Linked DNA regions of Homo sapiens: region 2 is linked to region 1. Evidence: chromatin loops called from intact Hi-C (ENCODE). Cell type or tissue: chondrocyte. All regions are shown on one strand. Each heading gives the region's core, and the rest is flanking DNA. Links, peaks and the distances in the headings are about the cores only. Region 1 holds the start of LOC124902824 (small nucleolar RNA SNORA7). Region 2 has its middle 7.9 kb from the start of CHRDL2.

Evidence for each region. Hi-C counts contacts between places; a loop is a spot of excess contacts. Peaks named below come from ENCODE experiments on the same cell type or tissue, not always from the same donor. Only the 100,000 strongest peaks of a DNase experiment are listed, where the experiment ranks them.
Region 2: it touches region 1 in a loop (5-fold over the local background); 9 of 110 quality-filtered maps call a loop at or near these places.

What each region holds. Positions count from the first base shown.
Region 1 is chr11:74,248,392-74,264,163 of GRCh38, forward strand. It overlaps PPME1 (protein phosphatase methylesterase 1), which reads left to right. Exons shown (of 14, transcript NM_016147.3): 12 at 2,563-2,627; 13 at 3,257-3,324; 14 at 5,101-6,312. The coding sequence ends at 5,119. It overlaps LOC124902824 (small nucleolar RNA SNORA7), which reads right to left and starts at 4,161; the gene lies at 4,023-4,161. It also overlaps a transcript of P4HA3 not described here. RefSeq lists a silencer at 2,073-2,367. In chondrocyte, for the core only: a CTCF peak has its summit at 7,567 (motif pointing right); a DNase peak (open chromatin) is centred at 5,240.
Region 2 is chr11:74,731,564-74,747,021 of GRCh38, forward strand. It overlaps the pseudogene RPL36AP38 and the pseudogene RPS12P22. Among named protein-coding and RNA genes, the nearest start is that of CHRDL2, 7.9 kb to the left of the region's middle. In chondrocyte, for the core only: CTCF peaks have their summits at 8,399 (motif pointing left) and 8,633; no DNase peak of the experiment used is centred there.

The DNA of each region.
Region 1 (15,772 bases), core at 3,809-11,808:
GCAAACCTGCTGGATATCTCATGGGCCTCTCAAACTGTTCTTTTAGCTATCCTCAAGCTTTCCACAGCAAAAGGAGCTATATTCTCTCATAATAGTTGTTCAAAGGCTCTCACATATAAAACTCTGGTCCCAGACCTTCATGGCTTTGCCTTCCTTTAACTACATTGTATCCTGAGGCCTAGAATAGGACTATGAGCTGGGACTGTGTGATTTTTTTTCCATGGCACTGATGTTGGTAATTATGGGCTTAGACACTTATTTAAGTAGATGCTTATAAATGTCTAAGCCCGTAATTACCAACATGAGTGCCATGAAATTGAATCTAAGACACTTAAGTTCAATTCAAGAAACCTTTCCTAGGCACCCTTTCTGTGCAAGACCTATGCATGATGCTGGGCAGACAGAAGAATCAGATATGGCCCCTGAGACTGCCTGAAGGCAGTTGACATGGACTGGGATAGCATTTGAAATCATTGTTGATCACCAGCCTTGGAATCAGACAATCCTGGGTTTGAATCACTGTTAATAGTTTTGCGGTATGAGTGAATTCCTAACTTATTTAATTTTGAGTTTCTTCATCTGTGAAATGGAGATAATGATATATCTCAGTACAGTTACATGAAGTTTAAATGAAAAAAATGCGGGTAGTCTAACAAATGATGCCTTTCATTATATTCAGGAAGTAATCACGATTCCTTATGAGATGTCCTCCTGTTTCCTCAATATGGATTATATCAAGACCACCTTCTGGTTTAAAGAAAGCCTCCTATGAGTATAGAGAGTAAATGGCGAGGATAAGGAACATTCCACAGAACAAAGGGAAATGGCTAAGGCTGCATAGATTCCAAACCACAGCTTTGCCAGCACTGTGTTCAAACCAACTGACTTAGTTATGAAATCCTGGAAAACTACCACCTATTCATAGTACCCCTTGGGTAAATAATTTAGGCTCTCTGAACCTAAGGCTCCTAATCTGTGCAATGGGAGAGAAGAGTTTGGAAATATTCCCACCTCATAGAATAATCATGAGGATTACCCATGAACATGTTATTTTATGTGTACCTGGCACAGTGTTGTTGGTGTATGTGAGTTCTCTCTGATTATACCTACTCTTCCAAAGAGGAAGGACAAATGCGTCCCTAGTCATCAGAGCTGATCTAACAGAAAGAACAGGGAGATTGGAGTTGTAAGTTTTGGATCTAGTCATTTGTTCATCATTCATTCGCTAAAGACTTAAGCATCTACTCAGTGCCCTACCCTGTGTTAGGTCTTATTAGGGATATAGAGCAAGTAATAACACCATTGTCCCCTGTTCTTATGGAAATGACACACTCCTGGGGAGGCAAGCACCAGTGGCATGTAAAATGTAAACTTACTTGAAACTTACAAGAGGGCCATGTGCTGCTCTGTGTTTGGATCCAAGTGCATTAACAACTTTAGGAGCTAGAAGGGAGAGGTGACTAGGCTTGAGCACCCAGAGAGAGGCAGCTTACTGCAGGAGGAGGGGCACAGGATGGACTTTACTAAATGGGATCATCTTATTCCTCCACTAATTAATGAAGTGGCCTTGGGCAGGTTACTTCACTAATCATGGCCTCAGTTTCATCATCTCAGAAAAGAATTTCAGTATTTTTGTGCTTAATTGTATAGGGTAGATTTTGAGAATCAACTTTAAAAATGGATAGAAGAATACACTGAAAACTTTTGAATCCTGCGTAACTGGGGTAAGAACCACAGGATGTAATGACCAGAAGAACTTTCAAGCCCATTCCTTTATTTTATAAATAGAGAATCTGAGGCTGAGAAAATCTGCTGTCTCTACTTATGGGGGCTCTGGGTCTCATATCCTTTAGTCTCCTTAGGGATCTTCTTTATCAGTCATCGCTGTTCATTCTCAATCATTGTCGCATTAGTTACGAGCTTACAGTGTTCTGTAAGACAGTATGAGAAAGTGCTTAGTACAATGCCTGGCACATGCTTAAGTGCTCAGATGGTAACTTATTATTGTAATAATACATTTTGAATCCTTAACATAGCTTACAAAATCCTTAATGGTTTGGCCCCTGCTTACCTCTCCAGCCTTATTGTTAACCACTCTCATAAGCACCATGCCAAGCTTCTTGTATTCCAAGCCATTTCAAGCCTTCCTTCCTTCCTGGTTCCCTCTTGGATTGTGAAGTTCCCTTTCTTATGCTCTTACAGCCCCATGTAGCCAGTTTTATCATAGGAATGACATGCTGCATTAAAATGTTGGTTTTTGTGTTTTACTCCCCTACTGGACTGTAAATCCCCTGAGGACAAGAACTGTTTCTTCTATGTGTCTCTGGCCCACAGTAAATGTACACTAAATAGGACAGAAGGAAAAAGTGAAGGGAAATGATTGGCGCAAGGTTACAATTACTTGTATTACCATCCTCAGCAAGACTTGATAATTGGGTCCAGAGTATTGAGGTGAGGTTGGAAATGGGGAGGTAGGTCCTGGGCTCCTGGAATGACCTATGAGGCTGCATAAGAGAGGGCTCTTTTAGTCGCTGAAGTTGCCTTGCTTTGATTCCTCTCCAGGGAAGTTCCAGATGCAGGTCCTACCCCAGTGTGGCCATGCAGTCCATGAGGATGCCCCTGACAAGGTGAGTCTGGTGCTCAGTGACTGTAAAAGGACAACTGTGAGAATAACCCTGGATGTCACAGAAGACAAGTCTCTGAGTCTCAGCCTGCATTGCCTGCAGCAGCTGCTGTGGAGCCTATGCAGATGCAGTTCCACCAGCTCTCCAACTTCTCCCTGGCAGCTGCTTATGGTATTGGTTTTGTGTATATGTGCTGAGGAGCTACTGACACTCTGCTATTTCATCCCAGGGCCCTGTGGTTAAGATCTTAAGCTCTACTTCTCCAATACCCCCAAAAGCCAGAGATGGAAGAGGGATGATTAGGGTAGAAACTGCTCCCTAAACCACAGGCACAGTTAGGAATTAATATGGGCTCCTCCTGTGAGAAAACACCATTCTGTAACTCTGAGGGCACACATAAGCCCTTCACGTCATTCCTCTTGAGCTCTATGGAGCTATCCCTGGCAAGGATAGTGGGGAGGAGTCTTCTAGCTCTGCTAGGGAGGGCCTAGGTCCTTTTAATTTCAAGCCACTCAGACCTGTGGGTGGGATGAGGGCACCGTAGAGCCTAACCATCTAACAGTAGCTCACAGCCCAAGGCTAAGCCCCATCACTAACCTTTATATGGCCTGGAATATCTCTCCCATTTCCAGGTAGCTGAAGCTGTTGCCACTTTCCTGATCCGGCACAGGTTTGCAGAACCCATCGGTGGATTCCAGTGGTAAGGCGGGTACAAGGGTTTAAGAACCCAGCAGTGCTGGCCGAATCTGACAAGCAGACACTTGTAGGACTGTAAATATCTCTGCCTTACCCCTGCCTGGTTTGGTCACCATGCCTTTCTTCCTCCTCCTCAGTGAAGAGCCTGGCATGTCTGTTTCTACAAAGCCATGGTTGGTTGTTTCTTTGTGCTGTGCTCCCACGGGTTGATGCTGAGGCTGTGATTAAATTGTGCCTAGTCTCACTCCCCACTGTGATGTGCATTTCTTCTTGAGGTGCCCCTTTGAGGAGGCTGGGATAGGAATCAGTCCTTTTCCAGGCTCCTAGAGAAGTTTTCTTTGGCTTCTCCTGCCCTGCTGCCAAGGAAAGCTGGGCAGGCCATGGAGCAGGGCTTTTTTTTTTTTTTTTTTTTCTTGGCACAGTCTTGGTTCACTGCAACCTCTGCCACCTGGGCTCAAGTGATCCAGTGCCTCAGTCTCCCGAGTAGCTGGGATCACAGGCGTACGCCACCGTACCCGGCTAATTTTGTTTTTTTTTTTGTTTTTTTTTTTTTTTAGTAAAGATGGTGGTTTCTCCATGTTGGCCAGGCTGGTCTTGAACTCCTGGCCTCAAGTGATCCACCCGCATCGGCCTCCTAAAGTGTTGGGATTATAGGGATTATAGGCACAAGCCACCGCGCCTGGCCTAGAGCAGGGTTTTCTACAGTGTTGCACAGTGTCTTCCCATGGCCAGCTACTAAGCAAGCTGGGAATGGAATGGGTGCCTCTGCCAGGCTTGCTTCCCCTCCCTTTCCGAAGCTGGCAGAATATTAGCCACTCTGCAGGGGTGATCCTGGAAGCTCTAGAGCAGGGTTTTCAACCTCAGCTTTATTGACATTTTGAGGTGGATAATTCTTCATTGTGGGGACTGTCCTGTGCATTGTAGGATGCTTAGCAGTATCCCTGGCTTTTACCCACCTGATAACAGTAGTACCCCTCCCACACACGGTTTTGACAAACAGAAATGTCTCCAGATTTTACCAAATGCCTCAAGGGAGGCAAAAATTCCCCCTCTATTGGTCTAGAGGAAGAAACAGGGCCAGGTCTCTCATCCTAGGTAGCTCTTCATCTGTTTAGGGAAACACAGTTGGGCTCTTTGTTGAGGAAGAAGAGAGGCATGTTGACCAAACCAGGTGGTATTGACCCACCTCAGCCAGCTCCTAGTCTGTACTGCAGAAGGCCTTTGATCCTCAGAGAGCCCACAACCCTCATGAGGAGTCATTCCTACCATTGAAAAGTCTCTTCTCTGATTTTGGTGAGGGCTTGGGGAAACTTGTTCCCCACTCTCAGAAAGTTTGCAGAAGAAATATTAAGAAAAGGAAATGGCTTCTGCGTTAGAGAACTCTGAATTCCAGGGCCTGGGAGATGAGAGTGACAGGGCAGGGTAAGCACTGGAGATGATGGCAAGACCTTGGGACAGTGAACCACAGAAGCGACACCCCTATGCTGAGCCATCCCTCTAACAACTGACCATTCATGGATCCCAGGAACCAACAATAAAGACTTAATTTCTCTTACTAAACAGTGTTTGGCTGGGGCCCTTCGACCATTTGGAGCCTTGGGCAAATGAGCAGCACACTGAGAGCAGACCCTGGGTCCAGCTCTGGTCAGGGCTGTGAAATGGGTCAGATTTGCCAGGGCCTTGGTGGTCATTAGGGAGGGCTTCCTGGAGGATACAGATAAGCAAGGGAAAGCTATTGATAGTTACATTTGTTTTTCCTTCTCTTTCTGTTCTTCCACAGTGTGTTTCCTGGCTGTTAGTGACCTGCTGTCCACCCCTCCTCAACATCGAGCTCTGTTGTAAATACGTCGCACCAGAGGCCACTGTGATGCCACTGTCTCCTCTCCATCCCGCCCAGCCATGTGACACTGGCTCCCGGTAGACGGGCACCCCGAGATGTACCAACCTTTTCATGTATTCTGCCAAAAGCATTGTTTTCCAGGGCCCTTGACCAACATCGGCTTCCCCAGTCCAGGGCTCCCCTGCTCCTTTCCCTTCCCTGTACTGGGGTAGCTCCTGCCTGCTCTCCCTGCGTTGCCTAGGGTAAAGCCTCCAGATTTGCCATACTGAGCCCCTCTTCCTAGCATCAGGCGATACATCTGAGTTCAAATGTCTTCCCAGGCTCAGGGACCTCCATTCCTTGAGATTGTCTTGGCATGGCCCAGCCCTGCCTCATGGGATGGACAATGCATGGGGTGGTCTTTATTTTTCCCTTTCAAATAAAACACTAGTCAGGTACCGTTTTATCCCAGTCGTACTCTTCCAGGTTTGGAAGACCCAGAGAGGCCAAGATCCCATCCTTAGCCATAGCGAGCGGTGGTGGTGGATAGCATCACAAGAAACGAGCCTGAAAATCAGGTCCAGCCGGTCCAAGCACATGGCCTCCCATCTGGGAGAGCCCACTGTCCCACTCCCACATGTCTGGGCACCTGCCCTGGGCTGAGGCCAGGCTGCTCCAGGGGCCTCCTGCGCCCTCACCTGCCACAGAGCAACCCAGGTTAAATACAGCCCATGCACAAAGCCACAGGCCAAAGCCTATGGAATTGTTTTTAATCATCAAATTTAACCATTTTCATAACTGGTTCCTGGAGGTGTGCAGTGCCCCCTTGCCTCTTCAAACCTACAGCTTCTCTTTGCCATTTGTGGATTTCACATCACTCCACACAGAAACATTACAGCCTGGCATCCCCAGTCTTTGCCTTCTTCCAGCTGCCTCGACACAGCACTGTGGCCTGTCCCTATTGCCCAGGCACGCCATTTCCAAGGGCAGGAAGGGGCAGTGTCCTGAAGCCCATCTTTTCTGTGACTGTCTTAGGTGATGTGTAGCCCCCTCCACCTTTCCACTCAACAACCTCCCACCCCTGTCCTGCTGCATGGTCCGGAGTCTGGGACCTACTTTGTTTTTTGTTATTTATGACCTTGTTTAAAGAAAATAAATATCTCCCAACCTTTATTGGTCTGGTCTTTCTCTGTGGAATTGTCCTTATTTCTGCTGATATGGGGGCAGGGGACAGCTCATTGGACTTAGTTGTCATGGAACTCCAGAAACCCCTTTCCCTATAGCCCTTCAGTGTGTTATGCTCTGCCTGTCCCCTGATCCAGAATGCCCAGTGGGATGGTCAGAGCCACCCTCCTCTGCAGCCAGGATGGGATTCCAGTCCCATCTCTCCTAATTATCGGCTGTGTCGACTTTGGTCCAGAGCAGGACAATCTGTGCACTGTCCACATGATCTCAGTCACCATAGCTTCACTTATGTGAAACTTCATCTACAACCCAAATCATTTCCTGAGCTCTGAACAGGTAGGCCCAGGTTCCTCCTCCTGTCTCTCCCAGATGACCAAAAGCCACTTCATATTGACTGTTTCTAAAGCTGAATCCACCTTCCCCCGGAAACTTGCTCCCCATGAAACTTGCTCTTCCTCCAGCGTTTCCTGGCTCAATAAGTGATAGGTATCACCATCTCTCCAGTTGTCCAAACCAGATACCCACAGTGAATGACTTCTCTTACACCCACCTCAGGTCTACCACCAAATCCTGTTCATCCTCTTTTCCGTGTCCCCCTCTTTTCCATCCCACAGCCAGTGCCCTAGCTTAGGCCTCATCATCTCTCACTTTGATCACTTCAGTACCTTTGCTGCCCTCCTCCCCCCTGGGTGGTCCTCCACACTGTTGGAGGCTTCCTCCTAGCAGGCTCTGGGGCCAGAGTGTCTAAATTAGAACCCAAGCCCCACCCCTTACACTGTATGGTATGGCAACAAACTTTCTCTCTGCTGTAGTTCACTCATCTGAAAAATGGAGATAAACCGTACCTACCCCACAGGGTCTTGAGGATTATACAAGTTAAACTAGGTTAACTGGCTTTCTCACTAACTGGCACATGGTAAGACATTTAATAAGTAGTTCCTGTTATGACACTGTTACATTGTTATAGTTAGGAACTTTATTCAGGGCCGTCTGTGGGCCAATAGCATCAGTATCTCTTGGAAGCTCGTTAGAGAACTGTGTCCCCATGTCAGACCTATTGAATCAGAACTGATCTGCATTTTAACAAGTGCATCAATGTCTGAAAATTTCTTGTCTAGTTGATGATGAAATATTTCAGGGTAGTTCATGAGCTCCCTAGTAGAGGAGAGAAGTTCCTTATGTGTGGTTTGATTTCTCTCACCGGAACACTTTGCGGGTGCCTTTGCTGAGCTATGTGCCCTCTTGTCCACAAGAGGGCAGCATGATCACTTGGTTTTCAGGGGCACTCAGGTTCATCAGGTTCACTCAAATTTTGAATGTCATCTAATTCACTTGACACACATCTCATTTAATCTTCACAGCAACTCTATGAGGTAGGTGCTGTTATGTTCCTTTTACAGGTAGGCAGACAGGTCCAAATTCTACAGCTTGGAAGTGACTGTCAGAATTCAAAACTGGCTTGCTTCCACATCATTCTGTTCCTGCATGCTACAAGGGACCCTGGGCAGAAGTCATTTTGGACCAGATACTTAAAAGAGCAGAAGGAGGATGACCGTGGAGATGAACCCTCTTTACACTTGATGGAGGAGGCTGAGAATGAATGAAATGCTCGTGAGCTTTGTGGTTGGTTGTGTTTTAGGCACTTTCATCTCCATTCATCCTTTGTATCCTTGTGAAGTACAGGCACTATCCCCAATTTAAAGGCAAGGAAGCAAAAGCTCAGACATTTGAAATGGCTTGCCCACAGCCACGGCCAGAGTGGCAGCATCTTTGTCTTCTGATTCCAAGTCTACTGAGCATTCCATTACACCCCAGAAGAGAAGGGACCATTCATGTGTTCACTTAACATGGCTTTAACGAGCACCTACTATGTGTTGGCCATAACAGTGTCCTTGCAGAGCCTACAGATCAGCATGTATGAACTCAGGAAGGGAATAAAGAAGGAGATCCCAGAATCCTTGAATGAAGGATTGCCACAAAGCCAGAAGGAGCATGTTTGGGACAAACCAAAGGCCCTGTCACATAGACACTAGTGAAAGTCCAAGGGAAACTCCTTCCCAAAAAAGGAAGGTAGGCACATTTTGGAGGCAGATGTAGATCTGATGGGGGACAGAATCTTGAGACTGGGAGGACTGAAGACAAAGCCATGAGGGGAATGGGGCATGACTTCATAGCCCCACGCTCTTAACATACTGTTAGGAGCATTTGCTGATTAAGCAAACCCGAGCACCCAATATGTGCCAGGCATCCAATGGACTTTGTAGACAGAGGTAAATAATGAGGCTCTTAAAATGAACTCATTGTCTAGAGAGACAGTGATAGAAATAGTGACCACGTTGTAAGAAGGTTGGGGGTGGGCAGTAACTAAACCTATTTGGAAACAGGCCAGGAATGGTTTCACAAGAGGTAGCATTTTTTCTTTCTTTTTTTTAGACAGTCTCCTCTGTCACCTAGGCTGGAGTGCAGCAGCACAATCTTGGTTCACTGCAACCTCTGCCTCCCAGGTTCAAGCAATTCTCCTGCCTCAGCCTCCCAAGTAGTTGGGGTTTCAGGTGCCTGCCACCACGCCCAGCTAATTTTTGTATTTTTAGTAGAGATGGGGTTTTGCCATGTTGGCCAGGCTAGTCTCAAACTCCTGACCTCGAGTGATCTGCCCGCCTCAGCTTCCCAAAGTGCTGGGATTATAGGAGTGAGCCACCACACCCAGCCAAGAGGTAGCATTTGAGTTGAGCCTTGAAGTATCACAAAGTGGAGGTGGAGGAGGAAGGGCAAGATATCTCAGAAGGAACAGCACAGACAAGCGCTGGAGACTTGAAAGTCAGCCTAGGAAGAAGACTGTGGCTGGAGTATGGGCCGAGATAGGAGAAGAGCCAGGAGAGAAGGTGGGAGTCAGGGCATAAAGGCCTTAAGTGGCAAGAATAAGGAGTTTCCAGAAGTTATTAAATAGGCATGACCCCATATAAAAAGACAAGGTCAGGTCTTTTTTATAAAGGAAAGTCACTCTGGTAGCCTGTGTAGATGGATTGGTGGGTGCCAGACATGAGGCCAAGAGGTCAGTAAAGAGGCAGTTGTAATTGGGCAAGGAAAAGACACAGGTATACTTAATTAGAACAGTGGCCACTGGGCTGAGAGAACAGGATAGTCTCATTATTTTGGAGGTGGAATGAACAAGAAAGAGACTAGTTAGATTTCAAAAGTGAGGGGCCAAGAACCCTTAAGTTGGATGCAGGGGCCTGTCATGAGAAGTGGGGGTTGGAAGTGAAAGGTCAAGATTTTACCAAGGGAAAAGCAAGAAGAGAGCCTACACTAGCAGCAGAGAAAGCAAAACGCAGTCACACTCCTCCCTGCAGTCACTGTTTTGTTTGCAATCTTGGAGCCAACTCTGCTGCTCCAGCTGGCCACCCCATCAGCAGCCAGAATCAACTCATTCTCAGTCTGGGGCCAGGGCTCAGAAAGTTATGTCAACTCAAGAGGCTCCCTTATTCCTCGAGCTGGCTTCCTCTCCCAGCAGTTTGCTAGAAAACTCCAGCCCATAGCCAGGCAAAACCTTGTAACCCAAGACTAGCAGAAAGGCTGGATTCTTCCAGGTGCAGGCAATAGGTGACTGAGGAGTGAATGGAGTGTTGACAGAGACAGTTTCTTCCTGATTAATGAGAATGATGCCATTCCATAATGACTTATAGAATGACTAATCAAACAAGCTTAGAATAACTGACATGATACAGTCTGTATCATTTATAAAGCACGTTTACAACCTTTGAGACCTCCTAACTCCTCTGGAGTGGGGAGGGCAGACAAATCAGCAGTGCCTCCTACAGATGAGGAATTCGAGGGTCTGACAAGGAAAGTGATTTGTCCAGGGTCATACCTTAGCACAATCTGGACTAGAGCTCAGGCCACCTGACTTCCAGACGAGTGCCTTTTTAGTCCCACACCATAGCAGAAGGAGAGGAGGGGTGGGGCAGGGGCATGGAGGACTAGGACCTGATAATGAGAGGAATGCTCCAAGCTCAGTTCAGCCTCCTACTAGCTGGGTGACCTCTGGCACATCACTTCCTTCAGAACTTCAGGTTCTGCATCCCAAAATGGGGGGATAATCCTTAATTCACTAGGTGTTATGAGGGTTAAATGAGACCTAAGTATCCAAGTATAGTAAAAGCTGCTGCCTGCAGTAATAAGGTGAAAAACAGTAAATGCCATGGTGCTAAGAAGATAAGGGGATTCATTCATCCTGACTGGGAATCCCCACAGGGCGGGGAGACCAAGGCACAGCAATTCTACCCCTACTCCTGCTGGGTAGGGCTGCTCAGGCAGAATTAGTGGAAGCCGGTGTGCCCCTGGGGCCTGAGAGCAGTGGCCCATGCTGCATCCTCCCTGGGACGTCCTTCTCAAAAAACTTTTGGCTGGGCACGGTGGCTCACGCCTGTAATCCCAGCACTTTGGGAAGCCAAGGTGGGCAGATAGTGAGGCTTGGCCAACATGGCGAAACCCCGTCTCTACTAAAAATACAAAAATTAGCCGGGTGTGGTGGTGGGTGCCTGTAATCCCAGCTACTCAGGAGGCTGACGCAGGAGAATTGCTTGAACCCAGGAGGCAAAGGTTGCAGTGAGTGGAGATCATGCATGCCACTGCACTCCAGCCTGGGCGACAAGAGCAAGATTCTGTCTCAAACAAAACAAAACAAAACAAACAAAAAACTTTTAACCAGGATTTTTTAAAAAAATAGTAAACTCTACCTAACACAGTATTTCTCATTTTAACCATGTGGAAATGAACAGTTCAGTGGCATTAATTACATTCACAAGGCTGTGGACCACACCACTATCTATACCCCAACTTTTTCATCATCCCCAGCAAGAACTCTGTACCCATTAAGCAATAACTCCTGCCTGCGTCCCCAAGCTCTATTCTGCTTTTGGTCTCTGAATTTGCCTATTTTAGGTAGCTCATAGGTGGAATCCTACAATATTTATTTTGTGTCTGGCTTATTTCATTTAGCATAATGCTTTCAAGTCCATCCATGTTGTAGTGTGTATCAAAATTCTGTTCCATTTTATGGCTGAATATTTTATTAAATGCATATTCCATATTTTGTTTAGCCATTCTCTTGACGGACATCTGGGTTTGCTTCCACCTTTTGACGATTGTGAATAAAGCTGCTATGACCATGGGTGTACAGCTATCATTCCATTCTTTCAGATACATACCTGGGAGTGGAATAACTGGGTCAGATGACAGTTCTATGTTTATCTTTCTGAGAAATCACCAATCTGTTTTCCACAGTGGCTGCACCATTTCACATTCCCACCAGCAACGCATGAGAGTTCCAGTTTCTTCACATCCGTAGTGACACTTATTTTCTGTTTTTTAATTGTATCCATCCTAGGAAGTGTGAAGTGGTTCCTTATTTGCATTTCAAGACTGCAAATGTGGAGGGAGAAGGAGGGCTTTAGGGTCAGAAATGTGGGCTGATGCTGGCTGGCCCAGGGACTTGGGGCTTGCCCTACCTGTCCCACCCCAACATCATAAGAGACAGAGGGACCCAGGGAGCTGGATAGGGAGGGAGGGTGTCTCTAGCCCCAGGCCCTGGAGGGTTCACAAGGCTTAGCAGCTCACACAGTGGCAGCAGGATAAAACCATTCATTCAGGGTGAGCCCGCTGACAATTCCTGTTCCCCTTTTTGTTGCAAGAGAGTAAAAAACAGAGATTCTAGAACCCCAGAATCTGGAGAGAATTGTGAGAGTTTCTCACAATTGGGAGGGGGGCCCCTTAGGGGACCATGTACAATTTTTAAAAGAAGATTTAATGTAATTTTTTATTTGGTAAATGGAAAAATAATGTTTTTCCAAAAAACAGATTACAGATCATAAAGTTAGACAAAATCTTTTCTCCTAGAGTGATATATCTGCATTTGTAAGACTAAAGAAAGCTTTAGGTTTATCAAAAGAGCACAAATGGTTTTATTAGGTTGGTGCAAAAGTAATTGTGTTTTTTTACCATTAAAAGTAATGGCAAAAATTGCAGTTACTTTTGCATCAACCTAAATAAGAGTTGGACAAATGTTAATCTAAGGACCTGTGAGTTAGGGTGATAAGCCTTCACACCTCCATATGCACATATGGACCTCCTTATCCTTCAATATGCAAACCAAAACTCACATGACCCCCATCACATGAAAGACATAATCATGTCTCACGACTTTGGTAATGACACAGGATTTTTCCCAGCTACTTGCCAACTGGGGACCTCCATGGCCAGCGATGCCCCCTGCCCAGGCCTCACGTGGCCACAGACCTGCCTCTAGAGGTGCCATGCCCACTGACCCACCTGTGCTATAGCTTGTACCCGCATTCAGGGGTTCTTGAGCTCTTGCCCCATGTCCAAGAAGAATGAGGATATGTGACAATTTGAAGAGTGAGGATGGGCAGAGAAGAATTTAAATGAGTGATGGAAAAGCTCTCAGTGGAGATGGGATGTGAGGGGTGGTCCCCAACCCCTGCAGACAGGTGGTTTCTCTATCTCTCTCTGCCTGGGTCTGGGGCTTTTTATGGACTCAGAATGGGGAGCGTGTGCTGACTGGCTTGTGAGTATGCAAAAAAGGTTAAAGCAAAGACACCATTCACAGTATAAAAAAAAATTAGGAAAGGGTAGGTATATGTAAAATAGGTGAAAGGTGGGGAGCAATCAGAGGAAAGCACACTGAATGGGAAAACAGGTTCTTAATCTGGTCCATGGGTTTACCTGGGACTTGTAGCTAGACTTTACACTGTCTTTGGCTTGAAGGTTGGGTTTCACTGGGGACCTGACCCTATCTGCCTAGGCATTTGTCTGCTTCCTGCCGTTATCAATAACATGTTATATGTTCCTCTTTCACTAGTATTTTGCTGGGATTGTAACTATTTTCACATATGTCAGTATTTTCACTAGTATTTCACTAGTATAGTCACTGTGGGTTCTCTTTTCTGGGAGCTCTTCAAGGTCAGAGACTCAATCAGTCATCCCAGCATCCTCAGCCCCAGCAAAGGTCCTGACCCAGAGGCAACATCAGGAATGCTTAGCTGAATGAATAAATGACAGGCCACACATGCAGTCTGTGCTCATTAAAATACCATCAAATATTGGTACCATTATTTGCCCACTGTGCAACTGTTCCAAGAAGCACCTATGGCGCTTTGGAAAAAGCATGGGTCTCTGAGCCAGGAAACCTTGCTTCTAGTCTTGAGCTGACACTGACACACAGCGTAATTATGGGCAAGTTGCTTTACTTTTCTGGGGCAGGGGAACTAACTACTGCCCTCCAGTCCCATAACGTGATAAGCAGATGAACAGGAGACATGGTGGTCATTATTTTTTAGTTATGCTCCATCTGAAAATGTGGTGGGCTTTAAAGATGGTAGAGATGTCATTATCTATGGGGCTCCATCTGAGCGATGCCCTTGAACCCTTAACCAAAAACACTGTCACCACGCAGGCATCTAGTGCCTAGAATCCACTCCTAGTACCTCATTCCTTTGAGATAATCCTTGATTACACCAGGCTACCCATTTCTAATGCAAACATGCCCCTGTCAAGGACAGGGAAACTCTGTCACTCAAACCTTAGGGAGAATGGGCAGATCAAGCACTTGATAGGAGGGGTCCTGTGACCAATGAAGTGAATATAAAGAGGGATGTGGCAGAGAGAAAGAAGGGAAAGAGGCAGGCTCTGATTCCAAAGGGGGAGAAAATTGTGGGGGTCCACAGTGGGGAAGAGAGAAAAGTCCAGAAAGAGGTTAGAAGCAGTTAGGGGAACGGGGAGACTTTCCCCCAAGCTCCAGATCCTGGTTCTGCCCCTGGCTGTGTGAACTCAGTGATGTCTTTTCTTTAAACCCCATTTTCCTCCTTTGCCAAAAGAGATGATAACTGTTGTGAATATGATACAGGAGAGTGATCCATGGCAAAGAGTAGGCACATATGTTTGTTTCCTCCCCCTAGCCCTTAGCCGATTTCATAGTTCTACTGAGTACACAGCAATCTGCAGGTAAATGTCCCTCTCTCCCCACCCCAGCTCCTACACTCAGGCTCCTTTGGCTTCTCCCAGCTTGAGCAGCCAAGGCCCCCAACAGGAGACTCTTTCAGTGGTTCCATGAAAGGGCAGTTTGTGCTGCCGTTGGCATTACTGGACAAGAGTCCCCCAGAATCAACACCCTCTTGCTTCCTCCTCCCAGACAGCTCTCTCTGCTCCCCTGTTGTGTGTGAAAGAGGGACAAGCAGGGTGGCCGCTGCACCTTGTGCTCTACAGGCATGCATTCTTACTCTTTCCATGTGTTCCTGGGGCTCCAACATGGATACCCTCAGCATATTCTGGCCATAGGGCCCTACCCTCTCTCCAAGCTCCCACAATCCTTAGGATGAGCAGCACACAGCTTCCCACTTGATTCTATCCAATTCTCACTTACATTTGGGCATGGACCCGCTCTGCCTTAAGGGCAGTGAGCAGGTCGTCTTCTTTTCTTGGATTCTCATGGAGCAGCTAGCATGGGCAGATCACTCGACAAGTGTTCACCGTTCATTTGTGGAACTGATTCATTCCTATATTCAACAGATATCTACATCTGACAAGAGTTCTTAACCATTAGGCATCAGTGGCACAAGGGATAGACCTTTTCAATACCTGGGAAAATGTTGGAGACCCCCCCTGCCCTAAAATTATTGGCTCCAAAAGATTATTGCCAATGGAAGCACAGAAGTGACAGCAAAATAACATGGAATGCAGACAACAGAGGGTTAGTTAAGGTCTTTGGTGACAGATTGACATGGATTTGAATCCTGCCTCTGCTATTTTATACTTGGATGACTTCAGGCAAGTTATATGTTCTCTGACTCAGTTTCCCTCATCTATAAAATGGGCATAATAGAACTCATCTCATTTTGAGGCTTGAAGGAGACAAATACACCTAAGTTCTCAGCACAGTGCCTGGCCTATCATAAATGATGTGGTTACAAATGATAATGATAATAGACTTTAATGTAAAGAATATTATCTGGAATGAGGCTTGCAAGTGATAAGTAGTGCAGTGCCAGAAACCCCGGTTGGACAAGGCTGTTGGAAAACAGCTCACAGAACAGTGCAAGAAAGAAAGAAACAGGCTGGGTACTGTGGCTCATGCCTGTAATCCTAGCACTTTGGAGGCTGAGGCGGGAGGATCACTTGAGCTTAGGAGTTCGAGAAAGAAAGAAACAAAATTATAAAAAAATCAATGCCCCAAGCCACAGTTGACCCTACTTAGAATTAGATATCTATCTATCTACTAAGTGGGGCCCAAGGCCATGCCACTTTATCAGGACTAGTCAGATTCAGGGGGTATGGAGACTAGTGCAAATACAGAATTAGGCAAACATAATAATTAGTGCAAATATAAGAATTAGGCCTTTCCACTCTAGGAGTGATGTGGCTTTGAAAGCCATCT
Region 2 (15,458 bases), core at 4,147-12,146, 480 kb after region 1:
CTTTTTCCCCTCCTCTCTTGTGCGGGTCTCCGGGACGGACGCTCCAGGCGCGGCGCCGAGTGGAGGCGAGGGGGCTGCGGAGGGGGAAGGGGCCACGCGGGCCACGGGGTTTAACCCCTGACTCCCCGCGACGCCAAGAATGCAGGAGGGCAGAGTTGAGGGAGACCTCAGGTGGAACTTTCAGGTGGGGAAGGCTGAGCTGTCGGGGCTGCGGGTACCGGGAAGGCTCAGGGTAAGGCGCTCGGCGGTGCGTGCCCGGAACTCCGCAGATGGATGGAATCAGAACACTGGCGTTCTTAATTCAGTTTGTGGTCTACAGCACGCCACCGGAGAGTCTGTTTTCCCAGCTTTAAAATGGGCATTTTAAGATCTTAAAATATCTCTACTATCTTCCCACGAGTGTTGCTAAGATGAAATAAGGTAATGAACGTCGAAACACTCACCCCACAAAGAGAAGGGGTCCTAATTCCAGGTGCCTACAATACCAGTGGCCCCTGTCCCCACTCCGTCTGCCCATGCGCCATTCTCAGGAAAGTCAGCCCATAGGGATCCTGTGCCTTCCCCTGGAGGTCTTCCTCTGCTCCCCGCTCCCACTCCCGAATCAAGGCAAGATCTCTCCTTTGCCTTTGCAGGTGAGGCCTGCACTTCTCTGGGAGTGATGGTCACCTTCAGTCATCTTTAGGGAGAGCTGATTGTCAAAGAGTTTTCTTTCCCACCAGAAGGGGAGCTCCCTGAGGACAGGGCCCTGACACCCTCCAGCCCTCAAATGGTGCTCCATCTCTTGTGTTGAATGAACACATGCACTAATAGGACACTAAGAAGAGAATAGCCAGCTCTGGCCAGACCAGAAACACACAAGCTCTGAAATCAAAAGGGCAGAGTCACTGTCCTGGCTCCATCCGTAACTTGTTGGGCCACTTTGAGTAAATACATCTATCCTTGCTTTGGACCTCAACTTTCTGCCCAGCTTCTCTTGAAGAGCTAATGGAGACTCCAAAGAGTGCCAGAGGAGTATGAGGTGGGAAGGGATGTTGAGCCATATCCCACTCTGGTAGGGAATCATATTTCCGGGTTTAAACACTTGGCTGGCTGGCTGTAAAGGTATCTTTCTGGGCCAAGGCTGGGCTCCCCATTGCACTGTGCTTTCAGGGTATTACCCCCAAGATCTCCACCCTCCAAAAGAGAGCAGTAGGAGGAACCAGTGATCCCCAAACTGGCCCTTCCTAGGGCTCTCAGGATCAGGGACAAACATGATCTGTCCAGTGCCCTTCAGGCTTAATTTCTACTCTAATCTGGCCAGTCTCTTCCTTTCCCCTGAGTATTCTTTATTTTAACAGATAGTGCAAGCTTATGCATGTCACCATGCTTCCCTTTTTGCCTTTGCTTCCAGGGATCTCAGAGTTAAATCCTGTGCTGCTTAATTGCATAAACAATCTCATCCCAAGGGTTTGGGACAGTGATCTTTTCCTTTCTCTTTGTTTAAAATGTGCTGTGCACATATATTCATGTCTTAGATGTAAGAAGTGGATTAAGATGGGTTCCCCTACATCCTGCCCATCATACTTCAAAAAAGGCCTCCACCATCTCAGCCCTCCTGTCCATCCCTATTATCCCCAGAGTTGAGGCCAACTTCATTCCTTTTTTTTTTTTTTTTGAGATGGAGTTTTGCGCTTGTCGCCCAGGCTGGAGTGCAGTGGCGTGATCTGGGCTCACTGCAACCTCTGCCTCTGGGTTCAAGCGATTCTTCTGCCTCAGCCTCCCGAGTAGCTGGGATTACAGGCATGCACCACCTATAATTTTTGTATTTTTAGTAGAGATGGGGTTTCGCCATGTTGGCCAAGCTGGTCTTGAACTCCTGACCTCAGCTGATCCACTCACCTCAGCCTCCCAAAGTGCTGGGATTACAAGCATGAGCCACCGCACCCGGCCATCTTCATTCCTTACTTGAACTTTCCCAACAGCCTCTTACCAGGTCTCCTCCCCCTAATCTGGATCTCTCCTATCTATTTTCCTCACACCTGCCTTGAGAACTATGCTGATCATTTCTACTGACAAATCTGATCACATCACTTTCCCACATAAAACCTATTATTCACTTCCTATCATTTATAGGTTAAAATCTAAAATTTTCAGCACTGAATTGAACACCACGCATATTTTAGTTCCAATCTACCATTGCCACCTACCCTACACTTTGGCCAACCGCTCACCTCCCCAAACTGACCATGCGTCGTCGCACCTCCATATCCTCACACATGTTTTCCTTCTGCCTGGACTCTCTCTTCCTCCATCTAGTGAATCCCATTTAACTTTCCAAAGGTCAGTTGAGTCACCTCCACTCCAAGGTCTTCCCTGAGTCCCCCAGGCAAAGTCAATGTTTAGTCTTTGTGTTTCCCATAGCACTTTGAATTGTAGCTGTTGGAGTGTAAGTATTTATTTGCATTTTTACCCTGCACTGTGAGTGCAGGTGCCTTTTGAAATTTATATCTGTAATTCGAGCATTTAGCAAAGTCCTTGACACACAGATACTGAATAAATAATTGCTACATGAATGAGTGAAGACCTCAGTGATTGGAAAAGCCTTCAGCCCACTATTGGCCTCAGCTTTAGTCAATGATTGACATAAGAAACAAACACTTGAAAGTTTCTGTGTCAGGCCGGGCCCAGTGGCTCACACCTGTAATCCCAGCACTTTGGGAGGCTGAGGTGGGAAGATGGCTTGAGCCTAGGAGTTTAAGACCAGCCTGGGCAACAAAGTGAGACCCCCCCCCAACTTCGTCTCTACAAAAAGTAAAAAAGATAGCTGGGCATAGTGGCACGCACCTGTAGTCCTAGCTACTCTGAAGGCTGAGGCAGGAGGATCGCTTGAGCCCAGGAGGTTGAGGCTGCAGTGAGCCGTGTTTGCACCACTGCACTCCAGAGCAAGACTGTCTCAAAAAGAAAAAAAGAAAGAAAGAAAGTCTTTGTGTCTTCTGTAGAAATACTATTGAAGAGAGTTGTCTATATATTATTTAATACCCTTTTAAAAAGGAGACTGAATAAATTCTTCCAAAATCTAGTCAGGAAAAAAAAATGCATCTCCCCATAGCAGTTTGTTGCACTAAGAGTTTATCTGGCATCTGCTTTCTTCCTTCATAGCGAACTTGCTCATTGCCTGCCAAGGCAGCCCATTCCACTGTTGGACAGCTCTGTTAGAAAGTTCTTTATATTAAACTGAAATCTGATTCTCTGTGACTGCCTGTGTTGCCCCTCACTCTGTCCCCAGGGCTATACAGAACAAGCCAAGTCCTTTTGTCTTTTGAGAGCTCTCTAGAGATTTGGGGCAGAGAACCCCTCTTCCATACCTTCACCTTTACCAGTCTGGGTCCCGGGACCCCTCATGCCATATTAAACATTGTCTTCAAATGTGCCAAGCTCTTGGGCCTCCATGACTCTGCAAACACTGTTTCTTCGCCCTGGAATGCCCTCTCTGTACTCACTTTGATTTGTCTGGCAAGCTTACTTATTTTTCAAGGGTTAAGGTAATTGCTAACTCCTTCACTCATGCAACAATTATTGAGTGCAAATTCTGGGCCAGACATAGTGCTAGGTGCTAGGGACACAGTGGAGAACAAGACAGACACCGACACTTGTATTCTAGGTGCTCTGAATCCTCTTTGCTGGTCTCTGAGTTAGCTCCGTTCTGCTCCATACTTCTTTGTTATAGCACTTACTACATTGTATTTTCAATAGGTTTTGTGTCACCTCCTCTATAGTGAGTTCTTTGAGAACATAGACTACTATTTAATATCTTCCCTAGCCTTCAACACACAGCTTTGCACATATTTGCTGCTAAATAAAGGTTTGTTGAATAATATCCTAGTTCCTTCAAACAGTCCTCATGTGACATGCTATTTGTGACTAAAAGGCCACCTCCTCCGCCACAGGTTGCTTAATTATGTAAAATTACCATAGCGATAAGGATCATAGGGATCAGTGTCAAGGAGAGACTTAGCCTAGTCCGCTTAATTCTGTCCATAAGATTCTAAAAGAAGATTCACCACAAGAAGATTACATAATAGAGACTCTACACCAGTGGTGTGCTGGTAAATGTTTAACAACTGGTTCTCCAGGGGAAAAAAAGTGTTGTTTTTTACAGTTGCCAATGTCTGTGGTGTAAATACTCCCACTGTGGCCAATTCATGCTACCAATGTGACATCACTGAAAGCGCAGTGGAGAAGAGAGGCACAGTGAAATACCGTTATACAGTATTTCCTCCCTATCGACATAGTAGATGTAAATAACCTCAAGAACATTGAGAGTAGTAATTAGGAAGTGATGACTCAGTTTTTATTACCTCTGTTTTAAGTGTAACTTATTTAATTATACGTTATGTTATTTAATTTTTAGGAATGATTGTGTTCAATAACCAGCTTGCAACATTTCTGAAAATTTAACCCCTGGCTCTCCTTAGCTGGTAAAAGCCCCCTCTAGTACGCTGCTTTTACATGATTAGGTGCTGAAATGCAATGAACAAATAGCCTCTTTAAAGCTGAGTTCAGCCAGTGGTGGTGGCATGTCTGTAGTCCCAGCTTCTCTGGAGGCTGACGTGGGAGGATCACTTTGAGACCAGCCTGGGCAACATTGTGAAACCCTATACCATTTAAATAAATAAATAAATAAATAAATAAATAAATAAAGCTGAGTCCAATTTATTTACATTAGGAGGAAAGTCTTATTTAAAGGACCTTCACAGTTAATTTATTTGTGAACAATTCCTACCCTACTCTCACCCCTCAACTGGGTCAGTTACTCACCTATATAACAAACATTTATTTAGAACCTACTATCATTTTTGTATTTATTTGGCTCTCCAGATGTTGTGCATATAGTTGGCCTAAATAAAAATGTCTGTAGAATGGATGAATGAATCCTCAGCACCTGAAATAGTGCCTGATGCATTGTGGGTGCTCGATCAGTATCTATGTGAGTGAATGGATCTTCTTAAAGTGAGGCTCATCCGTATTTACATAGGTTTCCATATGGCTATGTGAATATTCCCAAGTCTTTTTTCTCCCTCATTGAGCCCTCTGTTCCCAGGACAATCTGTACACAGCAAGAGGAGGAAGTATCAGGAAACCAGAATGGGGAACACATAGCCCTTAATGTCAGAGAGCCCTCATGAGGAAAACTGAGTGGGGACATGGTGTCTTCAGCAGAAGACATGGAGTGGGATCATCATTCTTCTAGAGTCTTAAGCCCTGCCACTGGCCAGAGGCCTCCTCTACTGGGGCATCCTCACTTACCAAGTATCAAAGAGAGTGGACCTTGTTCTCTCACCTCCTCCACATTCAGGGGACTTTAGAAAAGCAGTTTGTTCTCAGAGACTTCTTTCAATAGGTCTGTGAGGATGCAGTTAGAGCACCAGAAAACAGTGCCATACAACTTGGGTCACGCAGTTGGAAGGTGGCAGGCACTGTGTCCACCTAAAGGTGGGAATGAAGAGCCACTAGAATTATCTTTTAAAAATGTAAATCAGGCCAGGCGTCATATGTCATGCCTGTAATCCCAGCACTTTGGGAGGCTGAGGTGGGAGGATTGCTTGAGCCCAGGAGTTTGAGACCAGCCTGGGCAACAAAATGAGACCCTGTCCCTACAAAAAACTTAAAAATTAGCTGGGCATGATGGTGTGTACCTGTAGTCCCAGCTACCTGGGAGGCTGAGGCAGGAGTATTGCTTGAGCCTGGGAGGTCAAGGCTGCAGTGAGCCATGATTGCACCACTGCACTCCAGCCCGGATGACAGGGTGAGACCCCATCTCTGAAAAAAAAAAAAAAAAAAAAGAAAGAAAAGAAAAGTAAATTAGTGAAGTCCCTTCTTTGCTTAAAACCTCTCCATTGCACTTAGAATAAAATCCAAAGGGTGGGTGCAGTGGCTCACACCTGTAATCCCAGCACTTTGGGAGGCCAAGGTGGGAGGATCACTTGAGTCCAGGAGTTTGTGACCAGCCTGGCCAACATCATGAGATCTCATTTCTACAAAAAATTAAAAAATTAGCCAAGCGTAGTGGCACAAGCCTGTAGTCCTAGCTGCTCTGGAGGCTGAGGTGGGAGGATTGATTGAGCCTGGGAGGTGGAGGCTGCAGTGAGCCAACATCGCACCACTGTATTCCAGCCTGGACAACAGAGCAAGGCACTGTCTCTAAATAAATAAATAAGAATAAAATCCAAATCATTTGCCAAATATGTAAAGCCTTCCATGCCCTGGCCCTGTCTACACTCTGACTTCAGACCACTCTCCCTGTGCTCACTATGCTCTAGTACACGGGCCTTCTTTCTGTCCCTGGGATACATCAAGCTGCCTGGTCCCTCCTCAGGGATTTTGCCCTTGCTAGTTCTCCTGCTTGGAATGCTCTTCCCTCAACCTTTTCTACAGATAATACTTCATTCAGCTCAAATGTCACTTCTTTAGTGATGTTTCCCTGGTCCAATCTATGTAATGATGCCTGCTTTTGAGTAATTTTCTATCTTATTGCCTTGTTTTCTTTCCTTTCTTATCATTCTCTGAAACATATTTTTCACTTGTATATTATCTGTCTCCCTCATGAGCACAAAAGCTCTGCAACAGCCTAGACTTTAATTTTTTTTGTTTTATTTTCTATTTTTTTTTTTTTTTAAAGACAAAGACAGCATCTCGCTATGTTGCTCAGTCTGGTCTCAAACTCCTGGGCTCAAGCCATCCTTCTGTCTTGACATCCCAAAGTGCTGGGACCACAGGTGTGAGACACTGCGTCTGGCTGTGGACTTTAATTTTTGATCACTGCTATATCCCTAGCTCCTGGAACAATGCCTAATACATAACAGATTTTTTTGTATGTGTGTGTGAACCTAACTTCAATATTTTATTGTCTTCACAATTAAAAAAAAGATGAAGCTTTGAACTAGGTCACTTGGCCCTTTTCTTCCTATCTCCCGCCAGTTTAAAATGCTTGCATCTCTTAATAGTCAGCCTTCTCTTAGCTCTGCAATTGGGCTCAATGCACTCAAGGCTCAGCACAGTCTTTTTTGTGGTTTTAACCTTTTTCTGGAAAATTGGCTTAGTCTGCCCACCCTAGCCACTCTGCTTCTTGTTATAATGCTGCTTTCCCTGGACATACAGTGGATCCTTACCCTTCTTGTACTGCGTCAGTTTGTGGGGTTGGTGCTTGCCTCACTTCTTACGGAAAGTCTGGCAGGTTTTAGGAATGTTCACCATGTTTGTAGGTGTGCTATTGATATAGAAAATGAATTTAAAAAAGAAAGAAAAGAAATGGAGGATGGAATATTTATCTGTGTTATCTGATTCATATGAGTAATGAACCCTAGATTCAAGACCCCAAATCCTTGGAATTCACCCACATTAGTATTTTCATCATCATTATTATTCCCCTTACTTTTATTATCATCTCACCACCATCATTATCAATAACAGCACTGCACGGCACATGGGAGTATTTAACGTTGTTGAATGACTGAATAAATGAATAGCAACTTTACAGCTGACCTCGGACTTCCTTTTTAGTCTTATTTACTCCTCCTCCTCTGCTTCAGTCCAACTTCTTATCTATACTGTGTGTAGCTACTCAGAGTCATTTTCACTGAACACATGCCTCCATGCCTCCTTGTGTTGGCTTATTCTGCTATTCTTTCTATTTGTAATTCCCATTTCCCTTCTCTGATGAGTTCTCATTCTTCCTTTAGGACCTAATTCTGTATTTCATCCAGGTACATAGTCACTTCCTCTTCTGTGCCTCCATATTGCCTTTTCTACATCACTGTTAAATGCTCATCTCTTAAATTATAGGTGTTGTTGTATCTGTCTCCCTCCCTAGATAGGGAGTATCATGAGGGCAGAGATGGTATATTTCATCTCTGTGTTATCAGGAACCATTATTGGACTTGCCATATAGCAGTTTAACAATATTTGTTGAAATCTTCCTTTTTGTATTGGGCATACAGGTTGCCTTGCAGAAGAGTGTGCTAGAGGAGAAGATGTACAATGTTGGTCAGAACATGGTCCCTTGCCCCAAGTTCTTACAATCTAATTGGGAGAGAATCTTTTCATAGAGATATAGCATTAAAACTCGATGTATTCTAGAATTAAATATGAGACTGGAGAAAGCTTGGTGTGGAACATGTGTAGAACTGGAGTAGTGAGTCAAAAGATTTGTTTTCTAGTTTCTACTTTACTAGTCACTCACTATGTGGCTTTGGCAAATTATTTCCCCTCTTTAGACCTTGGTTTTCTTCTCTTGAAACAAAAAGGTTTGATTAGAAGCCTTGGATGGTTTTTTAAAGCCAGTTATAGCTCTGACATTCTGATTCTGGAGTTTGGAAACTGGGTGGAGGAGACCGCGTAGGCTCAGTTTGCCCCCTGGTGGTCAAACTGAGCAACATCGCAGACCTAGGAGACGCCTGCAGGCATTTCCCAGGGATGGGATTGCAGAACACAGAGCCAAGTAAACAAAGAACAGTGGGACGATGACCATTCTAGTGCAGAACCCATCAGGTTTCTCGTTGATCACTAGTAGATTGGTATAGAAGCCTGTCTTCCTTCAGGACAAAGGAACTTGGGAGATCATGCTTTCTGTTCTCAGCCTCCAGCTGAACCCATCTCTCCCGTTTCTTTCCAAAGTAGACAAAGTCAATCTCTGAGAGGCTATTTTGTAGCTCCCCTGACTTTTTCTTCTGCTGCAATCACAGTGCTCTCTTCTGAGGCAAATCCTCCATTCTGCTCAATGTAACTATTCGTCTATTTATTTATGACAAGAAGAGGTTTTCACTCTTCTCATTCTTTTCCTGGGACAGGTCCATGACCCACTCCTTCTTGGAGACTTGGACCAAAGTGAAGGTAGTAGGATATCTTTGATGAGACTGGGAAAATAGAGACTCTGTGAGAATAAGAAATGTGATTTACGCTATAAAAGGTGAGCAATACTAGCAGAGAAAGTTTTGTCTTTTAGATATTTCACTCTGAGTGCAGTTGGGTAAGGCCATTTGCCCATTTCTTTTCCCTCTTATTCTCTATATCTTGAACCTAAGGGATTTCTTTTTTAAAAAATTTTTTAATGATAATTAATTCTCATCTTTTTTTATTATTATACTTTAAGCTCTAGGGTACATGTGCACAACGTGCAGGTTTGTTACATATGTATACATGTGCCATGTTGGTGTGCTGCACCTGTTAACTTGTCATTTACATTAGGTATATCTCCTAATGCTATCCCTCTCCCAGCCCCCCACCCCACGACAGGCCCCGGTGTGTGATGTTCCCCACCCTGTGTCCAAGTGTTCTCATTGTTCAATTCCCAACTGTGAGTGAGAACATGTGGTGTTTGGTTTTCTGTCCTTGCGATAGTTTGCTCAGAATGATGGTTTCCAGCTTCATCCATGTCCCTACAAAGGACATGAACTTATCCTTTTTTATGGCTGCATAGTATTCCATGGTGTATATATGCCACATTTTCTTAATCCAGTCTATCATTGATGGACATTTGGGTTGTGAACCTAAAGGATTTCTTAAAGCCACCTCTATCCTCTTAAAAAACAAAAAGAACAACTCTACACTATAAATATATACAATTTCTATTTGTCAATTAAAATTTAAAAAACAGCTGGGCATGGTGGCTCATGCCTGTAATCCCAGCACTTTGGGAGGCCAAGGTGGGCAGATCACGAGGTCAGGAGTTTGAGACCAGCCTAGTCAATGTGGTGAAACCCTGTCTCTACTAAAAACACAAAAAATTAGCCTGGCGTGGGGGCACGCACCTGTAGTCCCAGCTATTCAGGAGGCTGAGGCAGAAGAATCGCTTGAACCCAGGAGGCGGAGGTTGCAGTGAGCCAAGATCATGCCACTGAACTCCAGCCTGGGTGATAGAGCTAGACTTCGTCTCAAAAAGAAAAAAAATTAAAAACAACTAAATCAAAGAGGAAACTAATTGCTTGGAACTTGGGGCCAGAGCCTAGAGGAACAAGAATAGGGGCCCTGAGTGCAGGGAAAAGAGGAAGAAAGACTGAGGCGAGGAGAGGGAGGTGCAGAGAGGAGTAAGACTAGTTGCCAATTCTAAGTGGATTTATAGGCATCTGGAGGGAAAATGTAAAGCAATTAAAGAGGCCAGGCATGGTGGCTCACGCCTGTAATCCCAGCACTTTGGGAGGCCAAAGCCGGCGGATCATGAGGTCAGGAGATCAAGACCATCCTGGCTAATACGGTGAAACCCCTTCTCTACTAAAAATACAGAAAAATTAGCTGGGCATGGTGGTGGGCGCCTGTAGTCACAGCTACTCGGGAGGCTGAGGCAGGAGAATAGTGTGAACCTGGGAGGTGGAGCTTGCAGTGAGCTGAGATGGCGCCATTGCACTCCAGCCTGGGTGACAGAGCAAGACTCCGTCTCAAAAAAAAAAAAAAAAAAAGAAAGAAATTAAAGAACTATTTTGCCCCACCAATGTGCTTTTTTGTTAGTTAGAATATTTTTCTGACAATGAGTACTTTGAAAGTCACTAAACATAAAAGTGTAACTAAGGCGATAACATTCATTCATTCCACAGCAGCTGGAATATGTCAAACACTGTACCTAATGCTGTTCCTGCTCAAACTGGTCAGCATCTAGACTTTGTCTTCCGTGTTTGCTGCTGAATTCTTAGCACTTACATAATCCTGCCACATAGTAGGTGCTCAATAGATATTTGTTGAATGAATGAATGAATGAATGAATGAACATTAGCTGCACCATACTTTCTCCAGTAATATCTCAACTCTGGGGGTGGGATGAAGCCTGCTTAGATTCTTTTTGTTATTCACTGATAATTATAGAATCGAGATTTATCCTTATAGAATACAAATCCAGGCTAGGCATAGTGGCTCACGCCTGTAATCCCAGCACTTCAGGAGGCCAAGGAGAGTGGATCACTTGAGGTCAGGAGTTTGAGACGAGCAGGCTGGCTAACATGGTGAAACCCCGTCTCTACAAAAATACAAAAAAAAAAAAAAAAATTAGCCAGGTGTGGTGGTGCATGCCTGTAGTCCCAGCTACTCAGGAGGCTGAGGCAGGAGACTTGTTTGAACCCAGGAGGTGGAAGTTACAGTGAACCAAGATTGTGCCACTGCACTCTAGCCTGCGTAACAGAGCAAGACTCCATCTCAAACAAACAAACAAAACCAAAACAAAAATCCATATGTACCAATCCCTTGGGCCAAATATTAAATCTTTCAATTACTTTAGGTTTAAATGAGAGAGGTATATGGTTGCTTAGCATGACACTTGGCACGTGGTAGTTGCTCAATAAATTCTAGTTTCTTTTCTTCTCCAGTTTTCTAGTCTCATCTCCAACCTGATGTTCTAGCCACATCAAATTCTTTGTCAGTCCCACACAGGTCCCAAACTTTTATGCCTTTGTGCCTTGGCTCTTATTTTCTCTCTGCTTTCCGTTGTATCCATGTGGTGAACTTCCTTCCCTCAGTCTTTAAAAACGAGCTCAAATGTCCCCTCTTCTGTGAAATCTCCTGAACTTCCTCTCACCTTTGCTCCCTGCTTCCATGGCATTCTGTTTATGTCTGTTGTAGCCCTTGCAATTCTTCTATAACTCTTCTGTTTTCTGCTATATTTTTTTCTACTTTTGCCCTTCTGTTAGGTTTTGACTTTGAGGGGGCAAGGACCAAGTCTTATTTGTATTCATAGAGTGTTTGGAAAGAGTCTGGAGGAGGCTGGGCAGATGACATGACAAACACAGATGGAGGGATTAGATTTGCAAAAGAATTACCTAGGCCGGGCGCAGTGGCTCACGCCTGTAATCCCAGCACTTTGGGAGGCCGAGGCAGGTGGAGGTCAGGAGATGGAGACTATCCTGGCTAACACAGTGAAACCCCATCTCTACTAAAAATACAAAAAATTAGCCGGACATGGTGGCGGGCACCTGTAGTCCCAGCTACTCGGGAGGCTGAGGCAGGAGAATGGCATGAACCCGGGAGGCAGAGCTTGCAGTGAGCCGAGATCGCGCCACTGCACTCCAGCCTGGGCGACAGAGCGAAACTCTGTCTCAAAAAAAAAAAAAAAAAAAAAAAAAAAAAAAAGAATTACTTCTTCCTCTGAAACAAAAGGGAAGGAACTGAAGATGAATAAAAGTAAGAAGGTAGCAAGAATCTTTAAAGCAAAATGGAAGGGGCCAAATCTCAGGGGGAGATCTGACTTGAGGGAGGAAGAGCACAGGAAGAAGATGCTATCCAAAGAGGACAGGTGGCACTGGTGTGGTCTGAGGGGCTTAGCCTTCTCCTTTTTAGATGTGTAAGGTCTCAGGATGGACTCAGCAGCACTTAAGCTGGAAGGAGAGGTCTTGGGCTTGCAGGAAGAAACAGCCTTGTCTCCACCTGGAACTAGGCTGAATGGCCTTGCTCATATCTGAGTCTTTCAGTCCAGCAAGGAGAAGCTGGAGCCATCAGCTAGAGGGAAGTTTTGTAGTGATGTGGATGAGGAGTGAGGAAGGGGTAGTGGTGGGGTGGAACCATGCAGAGCTATCTGGGTAGAGGTGCTATGAGAAGGATGGTAGGGAATTCTGACAGCAATGCAATCCTCAGAAAGCAGCTGGAGGGGAAGCATTGGTACCTGGGGCTGCACTGCCATTTGTTCCAGTTGGCATCGTGCATTAAAGGGAGTCTGTGAATCCTTCTTCCCATGGTGGTCTGTGGTGCAGGTGGGGCCTTAGAGAAAAGCTATTTGGGCTTGTTCTACTCTAGGCTGTTGGCTTAAGCTTCTTGTATCATTTTATAATCTACCAAGCACCCTTGACAACCATTTTTAGGCGACACTTCAAAAACAACAAGCTAATGTCTCAGTTAGAGTACTTTGATGTAAACAACAGAGACTGTGAGTCATTTAAGAAAAAATGAAATTTACTGAAAGGATACAAAGAGTTGACAGGAAAACTGCAGCATCGGATATGGAAAATGGGCTGTAACCTAGGCAGGCTCGGCAACGGGAACCACAGCCAAGTCTGTGTCTCAGGTACAGCCTGGCATGGCCACCCTCATCATGGCAGGGCCACCCCCCTCAAACCCCACCAGGGCCCCACTGCTGTTGCATACCTACTGTCTCTGTTGCTATGAATAATTCTAAAATTGTCTCTATGTTTTCATGTCACTTGCTGAAGATGCCAAGCTCAGAGAATAGTGGCCAGGTGGCTGAGCCTGGGTCATGTGTCACGTCCTAACTGTTAGGGGGCAGGGAGAAGAATATCCCTTCAGGTTCAGCTTCCCTAGCCTCATCAATACTATATAGAATGGGGAATTCCCTAAATAGAAAGGAGGTTTGGGCCAGGCACGGTAGCTCATGCCTGTAATCCCAGCACTTTGAGAGGCCGAGGCAGGTAGATCACTTGGGCTTAAGAGTTCAAGACCAGCCTGAGCAACATGGTGAAACTCTGTCTCTATAAAAAATATAAAAGTTACCTGGGTGTGGTGTTATGTGCCTGTAGTCCCAGCTACTCAGGAGGCTGCGGTGAGAGGATTGCTTGAGCCTGGGAGGCAGAGGTTGCAGTGAGCCGTGATTGCTTACTGCCCTCCAGCCTGGGCAAAAGAATGAGACCCTGTCTCAAAAAAAAAAAAAAAAAAAAAAAAAAGAGAGAAAGAAAGGAAGGAAGGAAGGAAGGAGGGAAGGAAGGAAAGAGGTTTGGATGCATTTTTGTCAGTTTTCAATTTTCATCACAATCCCAGGCTGCTAGGCTTGAAACTTTAGAATCATCCTCATTGTTATTAGCTTCCCACATAGTGAGTGGCTCTCCAGATTTCTTAGGTGTGCCTTGCTCTCTGTCACCACTATTGCTTTTAGTAAGATTACTCAGCAATGGCATAGAGGAGAGAAGAGGCTGGAAATTGGAAGTTGGACTTCTACAATGTTAGTGCTGGAATGGTCCTTTGAATTTATCTATTGTAGTGGTCTTACCTAGGAGTATTCATTAGAATTCTTATGGCACTAAAAAAAAAAATACACAGCCTGGTATCCCCCACCTGGGTTTCTGGGTTCACTAGATCTGAGGTGGGACCTTGATATATACAGGTGTTTCTGAGGTGTGTCCCAGGTTGAGAACTGATGACTTTCTTTTTTTTTTTTTTTTTTTTTTTTGTGAGCCAAAGATTTATTTCTTCATTTCTTGCATTTGAAATACTCTTCGATGACATCCTTGGCCTGAGACTCCTTGCCATAGTCCTTAACTACTACACAACTGTAACCAACCACTTTATGGGGTTTCCCCTCTCTGTCAATTTTACAGAGGCCTACCCATTCTCCTAGTTTCTTGTTGTCATCAACCTTAATTAGGTTGATTTGGTGTTCAGCACAAAGGGCCTCCACCAACTTGACATACATAGGCTCATCACAGTTGGATGCAAGCACACAAAGATGGGCTTGGCGCTTGTCTAAGACTTTGGCAGCTTCGCGAATTCCACGTGCTAGGCCATCGTGGATGAGGGCGGTCTTCAGCACCTCTTGTAAAGCAGTATTAACCTCCATTACACCTCCAGCAGCAATGCCTTCCTCGGCCATGGCAGTGGGTTACGGGTGAACCTGAATCTTGAACGCACCCAAGCCTCCGCCTCCGCGCGACTCGGCGGCAGGAGGGAAAGGGCGAGAACTGATGACTTTCAATACTCTTTTTTTTTTTCGAGATGGAGTCTTGCTCTGTCGCCCAGGCTGGAGAGCAGTGGTGCCATCTCGGCTTACTGCAACCTCCGCCTCCCGGGTTCACGCCATTCTCCTGCCTCAGCCTCCCGAGTAGCTAGGACTACAGGCGCCCGCCACCACGCCCGGCTAATTTTTTGTATTTTTAGTAGAGACGGGGTTTCACCGTGTTAGCCAGGATGGTCTTGGTCTCCTGACCTCGTGATCTGCCTGCCTCGGCCTCCCAGAGTGCTGGGATTACAGGCGTGAGCCACAGCACCAAGCCTTCAATACTCTTGTTTTAAAAATGAGGAGATTGAGGCCCAGAAGGAAGTTAGCTGTTTGAAATCACACAGTGAGTTAGAAGGGGCCAAGACCAACCCCAGATCTCCTGGCTTCTGGTCCAGTGCTACTCAGACCTCTTGCTTTTTCCCTCTGCTAAAGGAAATTTTCTATATTTATTTGTATCCAAGAAAGCATGCTATGTTTCTGTGGCTCAGCTCCTCCAACAGTAAACAGATTAAAAGATCCAAACCATCGAGAGTGAACAGCCTGCACAAATGGTCCCATTTCTAATGATGGTTGGCTTGATCTCTGGATCACAGATCTCCTTTGTCAGAATCCGGGAAAAATGTCCTCAAGAACCTTAAGTTGGGATGGAAGTGGGCAGGACCCATGGATAAAGGATAGCCTAGCCAAGGCCATACTTCTGTGTCTGGCAGGATTCTGTCTGGGTCTCTATGCAAACAGGTCTTTGTTTTAATCACCCATTGGCCTTTCTTCAACTCTTGAC